2 separate regions of the Homo sapiens genome follow, and region 2 is linked to region 1. The links are chromatin contacts, found by Hi-C or POLR2A ChIA-PET in ENCODE. All regions are on one chromosome and are shown on one strand. The core of a region is the stretch at or near the end of the contact, and the rest is flanking DNA. Distances in the headings are between cores, read along the strand shown.

Region 1 (6,613 bases), core at 2,327-4,826:
TTCTATTTTTTATCAATTTTCATAAATTGTGGTTTTCTTGGATTTATCCATGTCATCTCTATTTTCAAATTTATTAGCATAAAGTTGCTCATAATATCCTCTTATCTTTTTACAGCTTTATTGAGGTATAATTGATATACACAAAAACTGCATATACTTAATGTATACAATTTGATGAGTTTGGACACATATACGCACCCATACCACCATCACCACAATCAAGGTAATAAATATACCCATCAACCCCTGAAGTTCCTTGTGTCTCTGTGCTTTAGTGTGTGTGTGTGTGTGTGTGTGTGTGTGTGTGTGATCATGTATCATGAGATCTACTCTCCTCAATGTTTAAGTGAAAACACTGTATTATTAACCACAGGCACAATGTTGTACAGCAGATCTCTAGAATTTATTCATCTTGTATAATGGTGACTTTATACCCACTGAGCAACAACTCTCCATCTCCCCCTTCTCTCCTTCCCTGGCAACCACCATTCTATTTTCGGCTTCTAAAAGTTTGACTATTTTAGATTTCTCATATAAATAAAATTATGCAATATTTGTTATTTTTTGACTAGCTTATTTTACTTTGCATAATGTCTTCCAGGTCTACCCATGTTGTTAACAAATTTCCTTCGTGTTTAAGGCTGAATAATATTCCATTATATATACAGTGCCACATTTTCTTTATCCATTTATCTGTCAGTAGACAATTGGGTAGTTTCCCAACACAAATGCCTTGGCTGTTGTACATAATGCTACAATGAACATGAGAATGCAGATATGTCTTTGAGATTCTGACTCCAATTATTATGGATGTATACCCGGGAATGGGATTGCTGGATAACATGCTAGTTCCATTTTTAATTTCTTTGTGAAGGCTCCATACTGTTTTCCATAGTGACTGCATTTCACATTTCTACCAACAGTGTACAAGAGTTCTGATTTCTCCATATCCTTGCCAACACGTGTTATCTTTAATTTAAATAAGAGCCATTCTAACATTGATTAAGATGTTACCTGGGGGATTGTCATAAGTGGCCTTTATTATGTTGAAATACATTCCTGCTAAACCTAGTTGGTTGAGTGTCTTTATCATGAAGGATGTGGAATTTTATCAAATGCTTTCTCTGTATCTATTGAGATGATCATGTGATTTTTATCTTTCATTCTGTTAATCTGGTGTGTCACATGTATTGATTTGCGTATGTTAAAATATCCCTGCATCTCAGGGATAAACCACACTTGATCACGGCATGTGATCTTTTCACTGTGTTGTTGCATTTAATTTGCTAATATTTTGTTGGGAATTTTTGTATCTTTACTCATCGGAAATAGTGACCTGTAGTTTTCTTTTCTTGTAGTGTCTTTGTCTGGCCTTGGTATCTGGGTAATACCAACCTCATAAAATGAAGTTGGAAGTATTTGCTCCTCTTCAATTTTTCGGAAGAGTTTGAGAAAAAATGGCATTAATTCCTCTTTAAGTGCTTGATAGAATTCACCAATGACATCATCTAGTCCTGGGCTTTTCTTTCTTGGGAAGTTTTTGATTGCTGATTCAATCTCCTTACTCATTATTGGTCTGTTTAGATTTTCTGTTTCTCCATGATTCAGTCTTGGTAGGTTGTATGTTTATAGGAATTTCTCCATTTCTACTACGTTATGCAATTTCTTGATGTATAATTGTTCATAGTAGTCTCTTATGATCCTTTTTATTCATGTGGTGTCAACTGTAGTGTTTCCATTTTCATTCCTAATTTTATTTATCTGAGTCTTCTTTCCTTTTTTGTTAGTTAAGTCAGTCAAGGGTTTTGCCAATTCTATTTATCATTTCAGAAAACTAATTCTTAGTTTTGTTGATTTTTTTCTATTGTTTTTCTAGTTCCCATTTTATTTATTTCTGCTCTAATCTTTACTAACTTTCACTAACTTTGGGTTTAGTTTGTTCGTCTTTCTCGAATTCCCTGAGGTGTAAAGTTAGGTTGTTTATTTGAGACCTTTCTTCTTTTTTAAGGCAGGCATTTTTCACTATGAACTTCCCTCTCATTACTGTTTTTGCTGTACTCCATAGTTTTAGTATGTATTGTTTTCATTTTGTTTCTCTCAAGGTATGTCTTGATTTCTCCTCTGACTCATCGAATGTTCAGGAGTGCATTGTTAAATTTCCACATTTTTGTGAATTTTCTAATTTACCTTCTGTTGTTAATTTCTGATTTCATACCATTGTGGTCAGAGAAGATATTTGATATGATTTAAATCTTAAATATGTGAAGACTTATTTTGTGGTCTCATATGTGATCTATCCCAAAGAATGTTCCGTATGTGCTTGAGAAGAATGTGTATTCCTCTGCAGTTTGGTAGAATGTACTACATCAAGGGAGTCCAATCTTTTGGCTTCGCTGTGCCACATTGAAAGAATAATTGTCTTGGGCCACACATAAAATACACTAACAATAACAATAGCTGTTGAGCTAAGAAAAAAATTGTGACAGATCTCATAATGTTTTAAGAAAGTTTATGAATTTGTGTTGGGCTGCATTCAAAGCCATCCTGGGCTGCATGTGGCCTGTGGGCCACGGGTTGGACAAGCTTGCTCTACATATATCCATTAGGTCCATTTGGTGTATAGTGTGGTTCAAGTCTGATGTTTCCTCATTGATTTTCTGTCTGGATGTTCTATCCATTGTTGATTTGATGTGTTGTAAAATGTCCATTAGATTTGTTTTAATCATGTGTGATAAAATACATGGGCACAGAAATGACTATCATGAAGGAAGATTTTTGTATTAATATCTACAGTTCCATAGAAGCAGAAGGCACAGCATGCCACAGAGAAATACATGGGGAAGCAGCAGGGTCAGTCAGGAGCAGAGGGAGTGAGGGGGAAACATGGGCAAGAGTATTGTGTTGGTTGTGTGTGTGTGTGTGTATGTGTTTGTGTGTGTGTATGTGTGTGTGCATGTGTGTGTATGTGGAAAGAGATGCCAAGGCAGGGTAAGTGTGCTAAGTAGGTTTATGATTGGCTAATTGGAATAATTTCAGCAGGCTCTAGGGAGAAGGGCCGCCCCTGGTTGTCAGAAACCTGGACCTGGGGTGATTGGAGCAGGGAAATAATGGCAAGGCATGTGAGAGCTCAACAAAGGGGGTTGTTGAACTGGTTTATTTGCATATGAAAGGAACCCTTGCAGGTAAGTTCTTCACTATGTCTAGGAATTGGGTAGCCCTAAGAGGAAAAGTCTATTCAGGATCAGCCCTAAGAGAGGGAAGTCTCTGAGATGGGAAGGCTCTCTAAGATCAGCAAGGCCCCAGATGCCAAAATGTTAGAAAATAAAAAGGCATGATTAATACATATCTGATAGATTTGTAGCAGCATCAAATTTTTTTAACTCCTAATATTGGTATTTGTGCCGTCTCTCTTTTTTTCTTGCTTATTATTGCTATTGCTTAGCGTTTATCAATTTTATTGCTCTTTTAAAAGAACAAACATTTGTCTGTGTACTAATACATTCCCAACTTTTTATGGCATAAATTAATGGCTACTTGAATTCCATCTGGTGGAGTATGAACTCTAGCACAGTGAGTAATAATGAGTCACTTTTATTGGATACCACTGAATGCAGGACTTTACTGTGATCACTGTGTGGGCAGTGATAACAACTCAGAAATAACATGCAGAGATAACAACCTCATCCTCCGCTCTTCTCATAGACACACAGAACCTTTAGAAATTCATCACTGTGGCAATGTCTTCACAGAGTGGTCCTTGGAGAACCAGCATAAGAATCACCTGAGGACCTTGTTAAAAACTCAAATTCTACATCCCCACCTCAGACCTACCAAATCAAACATACAGCTAGTAATATGCATTTTTGGAAAAATACCTTAGTGAATCTTTTGTAAGATAAAAGTTTTAGAATCATAAAAATTTCAGAATAAGAAATCTAATGGAAAAGGCACAGACCTCACAATTTGAGTTTGCCTTATTTAAATGAGAAAGATATGACATGGCCATATAGGAAAATGCACATAAGTGTTTGCAGAAATCCCATTGCTAGGAACTACATCATGGTTCTGAATCTATTGCCAATCCTCTGACCTTGGCCACCTTGCTGGCCTCCACATCCCTGGGGTGCTTGGTACAAATCTTATTTGTCAAGTTCAAATGGCTGAAGCTTTAAAAACTGCAATCAGAAAGCTGAGGCTGCTGGATCTGCTTCAAGTTCCCCAATCAAGAGTCTCAATTTTAATCCTGGAAGCAATTGATTATAAAGAAGCCTAACGAGATCTGAGTTTTAGTGGCCTCCATTAATTACCTAAATGGAGGGTGAGACTTCACTTGGACAAGGACTGGCACCAAATCCTGCTTCAGCCTTTTAGAGCTGGCTCATAAATCAGAGGATAAGACCAAAAAGAATTTTAAAATTGGACAGAATCATGATCCCATCCAAGAGCCATTTTTATATAATCCTATCCCTGCTTGGTAATTACTAGGCTATGACAATTAATTACTTGCTTTGGATTAAAACCCATTCAGTGCTAGATGGATCATATTTTAGTCTGGTAAGATAAATTGTACTACATTTTACCTGTGCAGAGGTATCAGTAGATGGAGAATGATAAGCTGAACAAAAATGGTTTATTAAAAATAGTCCAGGGACAATTAGTACCTAAACAGCCTGCAGATTCTTTTTTAAAAGGGGTTTTTACTGACTCATAGAGAGCTGGAGTTTCTAAAGTCTTTACAAAAGAACAGCTTCATTCAGCTTCTATATTGAGAACATAGAAATAGTAGTTAGTGCAGGCAAGTCCAGTTTTCAGAAAACTTGAAATGTAGAAACTCAGATTTGCAAACTTTGTAAATAAGGGGATACTCATTACAAAGCTGGGCTGGCTTCCTACCCAGCTCCTGTTCCCTGTAGATATATTCACTAAGCCATTTTCCTGCTGAATCTTGAAATAATGCATGTGGGGGGATTTCAAGAGCCCTCTTATGTCTCCAAACCATATCCTATAACCACCCTTATGCCTCAATCTAGTAATAATAGCAACAACATTTATTAAGCCCTTAGTAGTTACCAAATAATATTTTCAATAATTTTAGGCTTTATTTCATTACATCCTCACAATAACTCTATGAAGTAGGCACTATTATCATCTGCATTTCACCTAGGAGAAACTGAGGCTCAAAATAGCTAGTTAACCTTCCCAGGATCACTGTATCAGTTCTATTGCTGTGTAGCAAACTACCCCAAACCTACTAGATTAAAAGAATAAACATGTATTTGGCTCATAATTCTGTGGATCAGCAATTTTGGCTGGGCTCAGCTGGGTGGTTCTAGACTTGCATGAGGTCTCTGTGGCATGTGTAGTCAGATGCACATCAGATGTGCTCATCTTGACTGGGTTCTTACACAAGTCCGGAGCCTTAGGTGGAACAGCTGAGCTGACTTGTCTCTGCCCCTGTAGGCTAGTGCAAGCATGCTCACATGGCAGCTAAACAGGATTCCAAGAGAGGAAGCTGAGGTATGCAAGTCCTCTTGGGCTGTAGGTTAGAACTGGCACCGCATCACAATTCTGCCCCTTTCTTTTGCCCACAGCATGTCACAGGCTAGCCCAGATTCAAAAGATAGAAAAATAGATTCCTCCTCTTGATAGAAAGAACTGCAAAATTACATTGCAAAGAATGAGAATATAGGGAGGTGTGGAGAATTGAGGCTATTTGGGTTTTTTTTTTTTTTTTTTTTTTTTGGCCATCCATCTACCTGGTTATATAATCGGTCAATTGTAGAGCCAACATTCAGGGGATCCCTTGACTGCACAGCCAGCACCCCGACCACTTTGCCATACTGCCTTCATAACAATGGTTTATCTTCTTTCTGTAACTGGGCCTTGGTTTTACTATTTGAATAAACCCTCTACTTTAGTTAACCTGCTGCTATTCCAATTTTTCCAGGTCTTTAGATCTGCCTGCTTTTGACCTTTGCCCCAATGCCATTCTGCATTAGAGCGCTGCTGGACTCTGCTAAAAGACCTACCCAAAGATGACGGTCTTCCTGCCAAGGGCTATGCCCTGTGATTGGCCCAGACAACCTACTTTGCCATGTGTCACCAAATTCCTTGCATATACTGCTCTGTCACCTCCCAGCACCTCCACAATTTGGCCTAGCACTTCAATGCACTTGTTCACTTATCCATGGATTCGACCCTGTCTACCACTGAGCAGCTCCTATAGTCTTTCACTTCGAAAAGTGATCCATTGTAACAATCTTCTAAATGACTAGTGCCACCCCCTGTTTAAAACAGGATTGTATTTCCTAAAACTCAATATGCAAAGTTTCTGAAACATAGCTACTGCATTGAGTAAGACCCACTGTTAACTGTGAATTCAACTCGAAATTTTTCTCTCCTCTTTGGAGTCAGGCATTGTAGCCAGCCATAGCTCCCTATCCCTGACCTTACCCTAGTTGCTCCTTTTATACCTTTTATACCACACCAGGACTGCCTCTACATTCTTCCCTGAACCCTGCTGTGGCTAAGAATCACGCGGCTGTAACCACTGGACAAGGGATCTCATTATCCTCAAGATAGTGTATTAAAACCAGATATTTATCTGTAGTTG
Region 2 (6,613 bases), core at 1,705-4,204, 45 kb after region 1:
GAGATCACACCATTGCACTCGAGCCTGGGCAACAAAGTGAGACTCCATCTCAAAAAAAAAAAAAAAAGTACCTATTATGAACTACGTGAAATAATCCTTGCATTATATATTAGGTTGAACTCCATCAAATTGATGTCTTCATGGCTCAAAACTATATTATCAATTTCATATGAGTCAATTAATTAATATTAACATTATTCCTGGAGTTATGTTTTCTCTACCACTTTTCCATCAGCCCCTAGTCCAGATTCATACTGTTCTATTTAGTACAGCTTTGTGATATGTTTTAATCTGGTATAAGTTTGCCCTCATTTTAAATAAAATGTTCTTACTTATTTTTTTCTTCCAGGGTAACACAAGAGAAATTTAGAATTATTTCACTGATTTCCCATGAAAGTCCCATTAAGACTTTTCATTAAAACTATTTTAAAATTACAAATGATATATAAAAGAATTTGTAGAATGTTATTTTTTGCGGTTTCCTAACCAGGACCATAATTTGATGTTGTACTTATTAAAGTTTTTTTTTTCAAGCTAGTTTCTCAGTGAAACTTTTCATTAAAAAAGAATTGGAGTTCCTACTCATTTTTGGTTACATTTTTGCTTAGGCTTTTCATACTTTGTTATTGTTACAAATGAAGATTTTCCTTTCTACTTTCCAGGTTATAATTGTTGGCACATAGAAAAACACTTTTCTAAGATATTGCTTTTGTATCCAACCACCTAATTTACAATCTCATTTTTAACACGGCATTTGCAATTGATTTTTTTCGTTTCTTGTGTTAAATTATAACATCTTCAAATAATGACAGTGTTTTTTAAAAAATCCTCTTCTTTTCCAAGTGTTAAAAAATATTATTCCTAACATTTCTTATTAAAATGACCAGAACTCCCAAATTTTCAAATTAAAAGAGTACTCTGCCTTCTGGTTTTTGTTTTAGTGAGAATGCCTGCTGTGATCTAAATGTTGAAATCCTAACCCCCAAGGTGATAGTATTAGGAGATGGGGCCTTTGGGAGATACTTAGGTCATGAGGAGCCCTCATGATTGGGATAAGTGCTCTTATAAAAGAGACCCCAGAGAGCCGGCTATCCCCTGCCACATGAGAGGACACAGCAAGAAGGTACCATCCATGGGGAAGGAGGAGACTTCCTTGTCAGACACCGAATCTGCCAGTGCCTTGATCTTGGACTTTGCAGGCTTCAGAACTGAAAGAAATAAATTTCTGTTGTTTACAAGCTACCCAGTTGATGGTATTTCATTATCGCAGCCCGAAGGGACTAAAGCAATGCCTTTATTGTTTAAATGTCAGGAATGGCATTCACTGTGATTATAGTAGAATGCTGTTATAATAGTCAGTATAAGTACATTGATGGTCCTAGGCAGTGGTCCTCTGCTCCTGGTTTACAATGAGTTTCCTCTCAGTAATGATGACTGAGTTGTAATTGATTATGCTCAGGATTTATTGAGATGACCATATATTTTCTTTTTTTAAGGAAAATTTCTATTATTTTAATTATTTTTATGTACAGAAAACTCAACAGCGTACATTTAACCCAGTTTAGTCGCAAGTTCTTTAGCCTTCGCCTTTTTTAGCTTGGTGATGCGAGCCACAGACTTGGGACCCAGGACATTACCTCCCCAGTGACAGCAGATCTCATCGTATCTGTCGCTGTAATTGGTCCTGATAGTTTCCACCAGCTTAGCCAAAGCTCCTTTGTCTTCCAAGTTAACCTGTGCGAAGGCAGCAGTGGTGCCTCTCTTCTTGTGGACTAGAAGTCCCAGTCTTGACTTCCCCTTGATAAAGCAGTAAGGGCCCCCCATTTTTTATGACACAGGGCAGGCAGGAAGACAACCAGCTAGAAGAAAGCACTAGCTGAAGAGCATATTTTGACCAAAAGCAGTAAATTTCAAAGCTAGCTGGGTAGCAACTGCTCTGGGTTAAAAAGTTCACGTATCTGCCCTTCAAGGCAGATGACTATATATTTTCTAATGTTTCCTATGGGTTTGATGTGTGATATTTAGATTTCTCCATAGCAAGCAATTCTCCCATTCTTGGGTTAGATGCTGTTAGGGGAAGGGTCACTCTGGCAGAGGCAGGTCTGCACACCTGGGTTGTTGCTTTTGCACACACACACCCGCCCCATTTTACACTGCACACCGCAGAACTTCACCGTTTCACACATTCAGAAATGAAGGCCTCCGTGGTGTAAACAAGTTGCCCAAAGCAACACAGCTTCCAGGACGGAAACCTTTGGATTGTTGGTCCAGTCGATTTAACTGTATCTGAATGGTGTTTGATTGCTTGTGTGATCCTGGCTGGGAATATTCTCCTTTCTGGACTTCAGTTTCCCCATAAGACCATATACTCTTCTGTAGACATTCATTCTACAGTCCAGGAGAGTACCTGGAAGGGACATTAATTTCTCTCTCCCTTTTCCCCACGGCCTATGCATTATTGTTTCAAGCCCATCTCCCCCATGGCCCATCTACCCGCAGCCAGCTCTGACCTGAAGGCCGGGTCAAAGGGGTGCTAGGAATTCCAGGTCGGTGATTGGCCTTCTTCTCTTACTCTATGTAGACTCCAGCCTACAATTCCTAGTAGGGAAAGAATAACCATCTCTAATTTGCAAGAGCTCAGGGTCTCGGGTACAGACAGGAACTGGCCCCTGCCAGGGGCATTCCCAGGGCGTTGCTCCTGGGATGGGCAGAGGGACCAGTGGGCAGGCCAGTAATGCCAACATTCAGAGGGTCCTCCTGCGGGCGGGGGCTTCCTGGAGGAGGTGGCCCTCAAGAGGGGCTTGCTTTCGATAGTGGGGGTGTTGTATTCCGTGCGGAAGGACCCTCCCGTTGTGTGGAGGAACCGCACAGTCCCTTTAATGTGGTATGCTGGTACAGTCACTCCATCTTGACGCCTAGCCCCACCCCCAAACGTTTTCAAGCCAAAGCAAACAGAAGCAAGGCCCAGGTTTAAACTTAAGAGGCTGCCTTCAGATTTTGTTTACTTATCCAGATTTGCAATCTTTCAGGACCCACCAAGGCCAGTTTCTTTTTCAGACTTTGCACTAGGCTATGAGGGCAGGGGGTGGCGGGCAGGGCAACGTCCCATACCGTCTAAATCGCGCCCATACGCTGCCACCTGGGAAAGGGGGCAGAAAGGGGCGGCGGTGCTCTAAAGTGAGGCGGAGCTGGAGGGCTCTGAGGAAATGCCCCGGGGCACCCCCTCCCCAAGGCAGCCTGGAGTGGACGCGCGGCTGCCAGGCTTCCCGCGGAGGACGCGACCCCGGCGGTGCCCGAGGCTGGCGCGCCCTCTCGCGGCCACGCCGGGAACGCCGCCGGCTGAGACCCTCGCGTCCTCGGAGAAGCCTGTGGTTGGTTCCAGCCTAGGCCCGGCGGGCAGCAGCCCACGCTGGGTGTTTGAGGGCAGTGAGGAAAAGGACCTGTCTGCAGAGATCGTCTCTGCTGCAGTCCTTCTGCAGTCCACGCTGGGGAATGCCCTGGTCAGCGCGACAGAGTCCTCCGCTCTCCCCGGCATCCCCTGTCCAAGCATTTCTCCTCTGCCCCCAGCTGTCAGCTACCCCTCCCCTTGCCTCTTTTGCTCGACTCCTTGAATTAACTCAGCCTCGTAGGGGTGTTGATGACTGCTTATTCCTCCCTTTACCTCTAGCCCAGCAGGATATTTCACAACTTTCCTCCAAAGCAGCGGTCAAGATCTGAGTTAGCTCCACGGCTTGCTGACTCTCCTCATGCTCGGGTTCCTCATCTATGAAACGGGGATAACTGTAGTATCTGCGTCCTGATTTGGTGTAAGGTTAGTGAGTTACTACGTGTGTAGCAGACCCGTGCCTCCACACATTCCCTCGGTGCCCCTCCTTCTTCCTGTGCCCCTGTCCTCTGCGTGCCTTCTCTGTGGGGAGACAGCCAGCATCTTCTTGCTTCTCTGTTGCAGGGCTGTCCCAGGCTGCTGGAGCCTCCCTGGACCACATGCAGCAGCCTGGAAGTGCCAGGGATCAGGGGACGTATTTACCTATATTAGAGTTCCCCAGAGAAACAGAACTTATGGGATTACATATATACATGTATACATATGCGTGTGTGTATATATACGTATATGTATGTATGCATGTGTGTGTATACATATATATGTGTGTGTACATATATATATATGAGAGAGAGAAATCGATTTATTATAAGGGATTGCCTCATGATCATGAAGGCTGACAAGTCCCAAGATCTGCATTGGCAAGCCAGGAGATCCCATGGTTGGTTCCAGTCCTAAAGCTGCCAGGCTCAAGAGCCAATGTTTCAGTCCAAGTCCAAAGGCAAGAAGCAAGTTGATGTCCCAACTTGAAGGTAGTCGGGAAGGAGAAATTCCCTCTTAATTGGAGGACGTTCCACATTATTGTTCTATTCAGGCCTTGAGCGGATTGGACAAGGCCCACCCACATTGCAGAGGTCAATCAGCCTTACTGATTTAAATGTTAATCTCATCTAAAAACACCCTATCACAGAAACACTCAGAATGTTTGACTAAACATCCAGACAACCTGCGACCCAGCCAAGTTGGCACATAAAAGTAACCATCACAGCCCCCGAGGGCAGATCTTCATCATGACAGGTGGTTGGGGAAGCAGGAGCCACACTGCAGCTCCACTCTGCACTCTCGCCTGGCCTCCTTCCCTTCCCAGTCCCAATTCCTCACTCCCTGGGTTTTCCTGAGGCCTACCCCTTAGTAAATTACTTTCAAGTGAATCTTCCTTCAAGGGTAGGAATCTGCTCCTTGACATTCCTTATTCACCATCCTTCTGCCCGGGTTGGACGGATCCCCTCCTGGTGCTGGAACAGTCTGTTCCTTCCACAGGATGCTCAGAATGTAAACCATCATTGCAAAGACTGAGGCTTCACAAGGAAGATTCCTTCAAACTCATGGTAAAACATAAACTGAAAACATGAGAAATTGCATATTTTTCTGCCCATCTCCTGGGCACACAGAAGGACACAAAGAGCTTGGCTCCTCACATCACCTTCATGGGCACTTTATCAACGATAACATGAGAACAAGTCTGGCTGATAACAGGATTACGTGATTGTAATTAGATGGATAATTATTCACACGTGGAAGGGTTTGATGACTGGGTCTTGAGAATAGGAGCTATAAATACACATATTAGAAAAGGATTCCATTAAAAGTGAACCTAAAGCAATTGAAAAGCTTCTGATGGATCATTAGCCATTTAAAGAGATTTTTGTTGCTAATGTGTCACTCTTTTCACCTTTTACTAAAAAGCTTCAAAAAGGAAATCAAAGCATCTGACATTGTAATGTAAATCAATGGGGAGAAGGCATTAAATTTATAAAAGTTCAGTTTTTATGCAGCTTCTCCTAAACCCAGCTGTGATACAAATTGAAGTCTACTTTGTGTACATTGGCATAAAATGAGGTCCATTATAAACATATATTTTAGTAAATTCAATGTGATGTAGATGCAGGTTGAATACAGCAGCCAGTTACTTAAATTGAATGGGCTGAATTTCCCAGAAGAAAATCTGAAATGAACATGAAATGCTGTTACTCTGCTTCAACTAACCAGACACTCTTTAGACGAAAGTGTGCCAGGTGGAATATCATTTCATATAGTGTTTTCAGATATCCAACTGATCTTCCACATTTGCCCAGCCCTGCCCTGGTAAGCAATTACACAAAAATGAAACACCCAATGTTTGCTTATTAATTTATGCCACGGACAGCTATCAGTTGCATTTAATAGGCTTCTAGTCCAGGAATCAGCCAAGAACAAGACTCTTGAGCATAAAAGGATAAATTTAAAACACAGACTTCTTTTAAGAAGGCAGATTTGTTATGGCACACATATATATGTGATGTCTGTGTATTTTACACTGTAAAGACATACATCAAATGTAGTAGTGATTATCTGTGGTATAATTGTTAAAATTATAGAATAGCATAAATAATAATTTTATCTACACTCATGTATCCACCATCAAGCTTAAAAATGTAACACCTTAAAGCAATGCAGTTGAAACCCCCTGTGAATGCCTCCAGGACCATGTCTGCCTGCTCATGTTCCCTAGAGCTGAACATTATCTTGAATCTGCTATTCACCGTTCCCATGCATTCATTTCAACATTCACCACAAATGTATGCATCCTCAAACACTGTCTAGTATGTTTAAACTTTAATAAATGAATGCATCATAACACATGAAATCCTCTGCAAGTTGGCTTTCTGCTTGTGTTTGTGACATTCTTCTGGTTTTGTTTTTGAGAAGGAGTCTCGCTCTGTCGCCCAGGCTGGAGTGCAGTGGTGCCATGTCTGCTCACTGCACTGCAACCTCTGCCTCCCAGGTTCAAGCTATTCTCCTGCCTCAGCCTCCCGAGTAGCTGAGATTACAGACATGTGCCACCATGCCTGGCTAATTTTTGTATTTTTAGTAGGGACGGAGTTTCACCATGTTGGCCAAGCTGGTCTCGAACTCCTGACCTCAGGTGATCCACCCACCTTGGCCTTACAAAGTGCTGGGATTACAGGCATGAGCCACCGTGCCTGGGCTGTTTGTGAGATTCTTCTGTGGGGATCTGTATAGCTGTAACTC

What was found. Hi-C counts contacts between places; a loop is a spot of excess contacts on that map. ChIA-PET counts read pairs that join two places held with the same protein, here RNA polymerase II (POLR2A). Pooled maps may share reads with other maps.
Region 2: a map of PC-3 shows a loop between it and region 1 (2.3-fold over the local background). The contact joins two enhancer-like sites. A Hi-C loop is called at or near these places in 3 of 168 maps with a recorded cell type or tissue (DLD1, PC-3 and endothelial cell of hepatic sinusoid) and 1 of 50 pooled maps. POLR2A ChIA-PET finds 5 or more read pairs at or near these places in 2 of 52 experiments (PC-3 and activated T-cell).

The regions. Positions count from the first base shown.
Region 1 is chr20:4,543,380-4,549,992 of GRCh38, forward strand. No RefSeq gene overlaps it. Among named protein-coding and RNA genes, the nearest start is that of PRNP, 140 kb to the right of the region's middle. RefSeq lists an enhancer at 2,872-3,613. Within about 2 kb of position 3,577, at least 5 of the 41 ENCODE cell types and tissues checked have a DNase peak (open chromatin) inside an H3K27ac peak, as active enhancers do; they include PC-3, where a contact is called at or near this core.
Region 2 is chr20:4,589,442-4,596,054 of GRCh38, forward strand. It overlaps the pseudogene RPL7AP12. Among named protein-coding and RNA genes, the nearest start is that of PRNP, 94 kb to the right of the region's middle. RefSeq lists a silencer at 3,272-3,421. Within about 2 kb of position 2,955, at least 5 of the 41 ENCODE cell types and tissues checked have a DNase peak (open chromatin) inside an H3K27ac peak, as active enhancers do; they include PC-3, where a contact is called at or near this core.